2 separate regions of the Homo sapiens genome follow, and region 1 is linked to region 2. A link is a loop called in an ENCODE intact Hi-C map of the cell type or tissue named here. Cell type or tissue: pancreas. All regions are shown on one strand. Each heading gives the region's core, and the rest is flanking DNA. Links, peaks and the distances in the headings are about the cores only. Region 1 has its middle 26 kb from the start of PTPRF. Region 2 holds the start of SZT2-AS1 (SZT2 antisense RNA 1).

Region 1 (2,903 bases), core at 99-2,598, 57 kb after region 2:
GGATCGTCCCGGACTCCCAAAGCATCCAGTGTCCCTGGCCCCTGACCACTAAATGCCAATGGCACACACCCCTTTAATCATTGTGACCACCAAAAAGTGTCCCCCACAATTTTCTAAGTGCGTGCTGGGGGACTGTCTACACATGGCTTCTCATCTTTTGAAGGTTTTGAACCTGGGTTTACTGCTCCCCATACCCCCAAGTCCTGCCGGTACCCCAAGCCACTTCACTCCGTCACAGATCCCCTCTCCAGGAACGCGGCAACTACAATGTAGATCAAGGGAAGAGTGACCTTTGTTTTGCTTAGAACTTTTCCAATAGTTGCTGAGCATTTAGGAAAACCACCAGGAACAAAGCCCCTTGAGGTATTTTCGTGTCAACACATCACAGTGTCTCAGGCTGCGTTTATGCCTGTGATGTTCAGTGACTGTACATCCACATATAAGCCTGCGGCCCCTTCATGATGTCTGCAGTGCTGTCGTGATTGAGATCTCATCCTATATCATGTTCCCTTTATTTCTCCTTTATGTTACTGTCGGGCCCTTATTTGGATATTTTGACATTTGAACATGTTGGATGTTTGAAACTATATACATAGTAGGTAATATTATTTATGCATTTCTTTCTTTCTTTTTTTTTTTTCTTTTGAGAAGGAGTCTTGCTCTGTTGCCCAGGCTAGAGTGCAGGGACGTGATCTCAGCTCACTGCAACCTCCACCTCCTGGGTTCAAGCAATTCTTCTGTCTCAGCCTTCTGAGTAGCTGGTACTATAGGTGCCCGCCACCACGCCCGGCTAATTTTTGTATTTTAATAGAGATGGAGTTTCATCAAGTTGGTCAGGCTGGTCTCGAACTCCTGACCTCAAATGATCCGCCTGCCTCGGTCTCCCAAAGTGCTGGGATTACAGGCGTGAGCCACCGCGCCCGGCCTATTAATGTATTTGTTTCAAGATGGTAAAGAGAATGTTATTTGGTTGGTGCAAAACATTTGTTATAAATATGAATTGGGTATGATAGACTTGAGAGCAATAAGCCTAGAAGTTAGGCAGATATCAGCAACAAGAAGGAATATTTTTTGTTGTTGTTCAGAACCATCTTACTTTTTTTTGAAACGGAGTCTTCCTCTGTCACCCAGGCTGAAGTGCAGTGGTGCAATCTCAGCTCATTGCAACCTCTGCCTCCTGGGTTCAAGCAATTCTCCTGCCTCAGCCTCCCTAATAGCTTGCCACAATGCGAAGCTAATTAATTTTTTTTTTGTATTGTAATTTTTTTTGTATTTTTTAGTAGAGACAGGGTTTCTCCATGTTGGCCAGGCTGGTCTCAAACTCTTGAGTTCAAGTGATCCACCCGCCTCAGCCTAGTGCTGAGATTACAGGCATGAGCCACCATGCCCGGCCCAGTCTTAACTTTTCTTAATAACAGACCCATAGCAAAGACATAGGAACTGCCTTTCACCAGGAGTGTCAGCCTTTGATACTGCTGGGGTGCCAAGAGCACCATGCTTCCAATTCCTCCACCTGTTACTCTCACAAGCATCACACCGAGACATTTCTGCTCCCCTGCCGGCCAGCCCTGGAGACGGAGAGTCCTGGCAGTGACAGACTGGCCAGGCTTGGAAAGGGCCCCTCCTCCACTCAGCAGTGGCTTTATTGCTTGCTCAAGGCCACTGCTTTTCCCAGGATCTCCTGGAGTCCCTCCATTTTTTCCTGAATCCTTTATAGCTGTGAAGGACTCACACTTCATGGGCCTAGGACCAAATTCAAGACAGGCACTGGGGGCTTCCCAATCCCCTTTTCCCCAGACACAGGTCCCCTGAAATATTCTCCAGGCCAGGGCAGGCAGTCCGGCTGGAGGTGGTCTCCAAATCAACACAGCCCGCACTCCCCATCCATGCTAGAGAAGAGCTGGGCGCCTTCTCTGAATCCCGTAGCCATTCTTCTGTCCTAACCGCCCTCTTTCGGACTGCATGGAATCATGTTTGTTCTGGAAAACAGAGGAGCAGAAACAGGAGGTCTTCATTTGGATTATTTGGATTCCAAGCACAAGGTCTTCTCTCATGTCCCCACTTGAACCTTCTCTGGGTCTCGCCGGCTTATCATGTCGCCTGGTGAGTGGACTGCGCCGGGCTGGGCCTGCTCCTCCTGACAGCCTTGAGGACTGTCCCGGCATGTTGCTGCATCCCAAATAAACAAAATTCCAACTCCAAAGGCAGTGACGCATAATGTGGACTTTTTACTGAAGGTTTTGTGAGATGACACAGGAGTCATCATGCTCCCCACAAGTTTGTTCCCCCAAGTTCCCCATCCACAGCGGCTGCACACTCCTCTCCTTGCTCTCCGACCTTTTTTCCTTGCCTTCTCTTTCTGTGTGCTCCAGCTCCTCCCTGACACCCTCTCAGAGTCAGCGTGTAAAACCTGGGCATCCTTAGCCAGAGGTCCCCTAGGAGGCCTTGGTTCATCTCCCCACCCTCTCCTGATGGAAATACTTGTGGTCTTCAGCAAAGAGAAGTGAGTATGCTATTTCCAGCTCCAGCCCAGCCCCACAGCACCCTCGTCCCCTCCCCGCCTCCCCTCATCCATTGCCTTCAACTCTGAAACTTTCCTTAGGGATGTTCTTGCCAGCCCCAGCCTGGCCCGCAGGGGACCCCTGTGATTACCACCAGCACCCTGGACAGGCTCCAGGTGATGTCCTGGAGCCTGTCTGACTCTGTGGAAGGATGTCCGCAAGTCCTGGGATTCACCTGGAACAAAGCCAGCCTGCCCAACCTTCTGCCTGGGGCGGCTGCTCTATCCACCCACTATGGCACTCCCACCCATCCCTCCCAGGGGAAAGGTAGTCTTTGCCAAGCTCCTTCTCCACATCACTGTCTGCCACAGATGGCTTTCACTGCCGTAAGCCATTCATGTT
Region 2 (2,903 bases), core at 222-2,721:
AAGGAGGGAAATGTGTTTTGGGCAGCCAGTGCAGCCATACCTTAACCCTGTCTCCTGCTGCTGCCTCCCCAGCTGTCCATGCTGTTCACAGAGGAGTGTGACAAGGTGCGGGACCTGATGCACGTGCACTCGTTCAGCTATGACTTCCATCTGCGCCTCGTGCATCAGCACGTGCTAGGTGCCCATCTGGTGCTGCGGCACGGCTACCACCTCACCACCTTTCTGCGACACTTCCTGGCCCACCACCCTGACGGACCCCACTTTGGCCGCAATCACATTTACCAAGGTCAGTGCCCAAGGGCAAGCCAGTGAACCCAAAAAAGAACAGGCCACAGGTGCCTCCAGGTCAGGGCTGGTGGGACCACCTCCCTGGACAAGTGGTCCCATGTTGTTAATCATCTCATGTCACACATACCACGTCCCCATGTTTCTGTCCTGTGTCTGTTTCTTACCAGAGTTTGGACCCCATGTCACATGTCCCCTGCCCTCTGAGTCACTTCTGTCCCATCTCAGTGTTCCACAGGAATGCAGGAGCTCCTAAGGAAAGCAGACCCACTCTGCCTGCCAGTCAGAGCCTTAAAGACTCCCATCCCTGTGCCCCACCAGACCAGTGTGTCTGTCCTAGGCTTAGTGTCTGCTGTCTCCTGTTACTTATCCCTCAGGGACATTGGAGCTCCCCACACCACTCATTGCTGCCCACCAGCTATACAACTACGTGGCTGATCACGCCAGCTCTTACCACATGAAGCCATTGCGAATGGCCCGGCCAGGGGGCCCAGAACACAACGAGTATGCCCTGGTGTCGGCATGGCACAGGTAAGGCTGAGAGGGGCATCCAGCATGCACGCTGCAGGAGCTGGGGTTGGGACATACTTGCAGTAGGGAGACCAATGTTTTCTTGGGCAGGGGTGAGGTTTGTTTTATTAGAACCCCAGAGTTGACATCTCCCCAACCCGTCCTGCACAGTTCTGGCTCCTACCTGGACTCTGAGGGACTTCGACACCAGGATGACTTTGATGTGTCTCTGCTTGTCTGTCACTGTGCTGCACCCTTTGAGGAGCAAGGAGAGGCTGAGCGGCACGTTCTGCGGTCAGCAGATCCCCTACCTTGAACATGCCCATTTCCCAGCCTGCCCCACCCTGCCCTGTGTGTCTCTTGCTACAACCACCACTCTCCTGCCCTGCTCCCCACCCCAGGCTACAGTTCTTCGTGGTGCTCACCAGCCAGCGAGAGCTCTTCCCCAGGCTCACTGCTGACATGCGCCGCTTCCGGAAGCCACCCAGACTGCCCCCTGAGCCAGAGGCTCCTGGGAGTTCAGCTGGCAGCCCTGGGGAGGCCTCAGGGCTTATTCTAGCGCCTGGACCGGCTCCTCTGTTCCCACCACTGGCTGCAGAGGTGGGCATGGCACGAGCACGGCTGGCTCAGCTGGTGCGGCTGGCTGGAGGGCACTGCCGTCGGGACACCCTTTGGAAGCGCCTCTTCTTGCTGGAGCCACCGGGGCCTGATCGACTGCGGCTAGGGGGGCGCCTGGCCCTGGCAGAGCTGGAGGAACTCCTAGAAGCAGTCCATGCCAAATCCATTGGGGACATCGACCCCCAGCTGGTAAGGAACTGTGGGCTCCCGAAAGAGCTGGGATAGGTGCCAGGAATTCCACTGGCAGCCAGGGCAGAGGGCACAGGAATCTGAGGTGACTGGCACAGAAGACTCAGGCCTGTGGCTCCTCCCTCAGGACTGCTTCCTATCCATGACGGTCTCCTGGTACCAGAGCCTGATCAAAGTTCTCCTAAGCCGCTTCCCCCAGAGCTGTCGCCATTTCCAAAGCCCAGACTTGGGAACTCAGTACCTGGTAAGTCCCCTTGAGCTTCCTCTGAAAAGGGAAACACAGCAGAAATCCTCACCAAACAGATGTGCCCCTCAGCCTGACCAAACAAGCTCTGCTCTGGAGGGAGGCCTAGACAGAACGGGACTACACAGATACATGTAAAACCCTTCCAGTACCGGGCATCGAGCTACAGCATGTGATTCTCTGAGCAGCTCTGCCCTCAAAGACTCACCAAGAATACAAGCCTTGGCTTGAGATCCTGAGGGCCAGGCTCTGGAACTGACAACCCAAGGAGCTGTCAGAACTTTGTCAGTAGGCTGGAGCCCCAGAAAGGACCCCTTGGACTTTGAAGCCTTGTTACTTAAAGTGTGGTCCACAGACCAGCAGCCGCAGCACCTGGGAGCTTGCTGAAATGCAGGCTCTCCGGCCACATTTCAGACTGTTGACTCGGGATCTGCAGGTTGACAGTCTCCCCAGGTGATTTGTGTGCACACTGAGGCGTGAAAGCACTGCTGTAAAGGACAGGTAGAGAGAACTGTGGTGGTGGACACGAGCACAGGGCATTAAGGAGCCCACAGAGATGGGCCCAGCCAGAGCTGAGGTTCAAGAGAGGAGGCATTACAAGAGAAGACTTCAAGTGAGAAAGTAGGAGGTGGAGCCAGGTGAGGGGTCCTGCAGCACAGTGCTTGTGCAGAGGATTCATTTCAGGGTGCAGGAAGGGTCTCCCAGAGAAGCCAAGGTCAGTTAGGATGAGGCTGCAGTAGTGTCGGCGGTTGTGAATGGAGGCAGGTGCTCCTGCGGGTGGTGGGAAGGCTGGAGCAGGAGTGGGTTTTGGGGAAGGGTGACAAGCCCAGCTTGGGGCAAGCTGAGTCTGGGGTCCATAGGCCCTTCACTGTCTGCAAGGTCTGTGGGCATCAGGGATTCGAGCTCAGGAGAGTCCTAGGCAGCAGCTCTGTGAACAGGCGGTAACTGAAGCCTTGGGAGAGCAAATCATCCCGGGATGGATCACCAAGCAGAGCGTTAGGGAGCAGATGGACATAAGGGGACGACAAGACAATCCCAGGGGTGGTCAGAGAGGAGT

What was found. Hi-C counts contacts between places; a loop is a spot of excess contacts. Peaks named below come from ENCODE experiments on the same cell type or tissue, not always from the same donor. Only the 100,000 strongest peaks of a DNase experiment are listed, where the experiment ranks them.
Region 1: it touches region 2 in a loop (4-fold over the local background); 2 of 110 quality-filtered maps call a loop at or near these places.

What each region holds. Positions count from the first base shown.
Region 1 is chr1:43,503,710-43,506,612 of GRCh38, forward strand. No RefSeq gene overlaps it. Among named protein-coding and RNA genes, the nearest start is that of PTPRF, 26 kb to the right of the region's middle. In pancreas, for the core only: no CTCF peak of the experiment used is centred there; no DNase peak of the experiment used is centred there.
Region 2 is chr1:43,446,883-43,449,785 of GRCh38, forward strand. It overlaps SZT2 (SZT2 subunit of KICSTOR complex), which reads left to right. Exons shown (of 72, transcript NM_001365999.1): 66 at 73-286; 67 at 663-816; 68 at 967-1,089; 69 at 1,197-1,602; 70 at 1,730-1,846. It overlaps SZT2-AS1 (SZT2 antisense RNA 1), which reads right to left and starts at 1,762. Exons shown (of 2, transcript NR_046744.1): 1 at 1,221-1,762; 2 at 894-1,050. It overlaps MIR6735 (microRNA 6735), which reads left to right and starts at 1,657; the gene lies at 1,657-1,729. In pancreas, for the core only: no CTCF peak of the experiment used is centred there; a DNase peak (open chromatin) is centred at 1,428.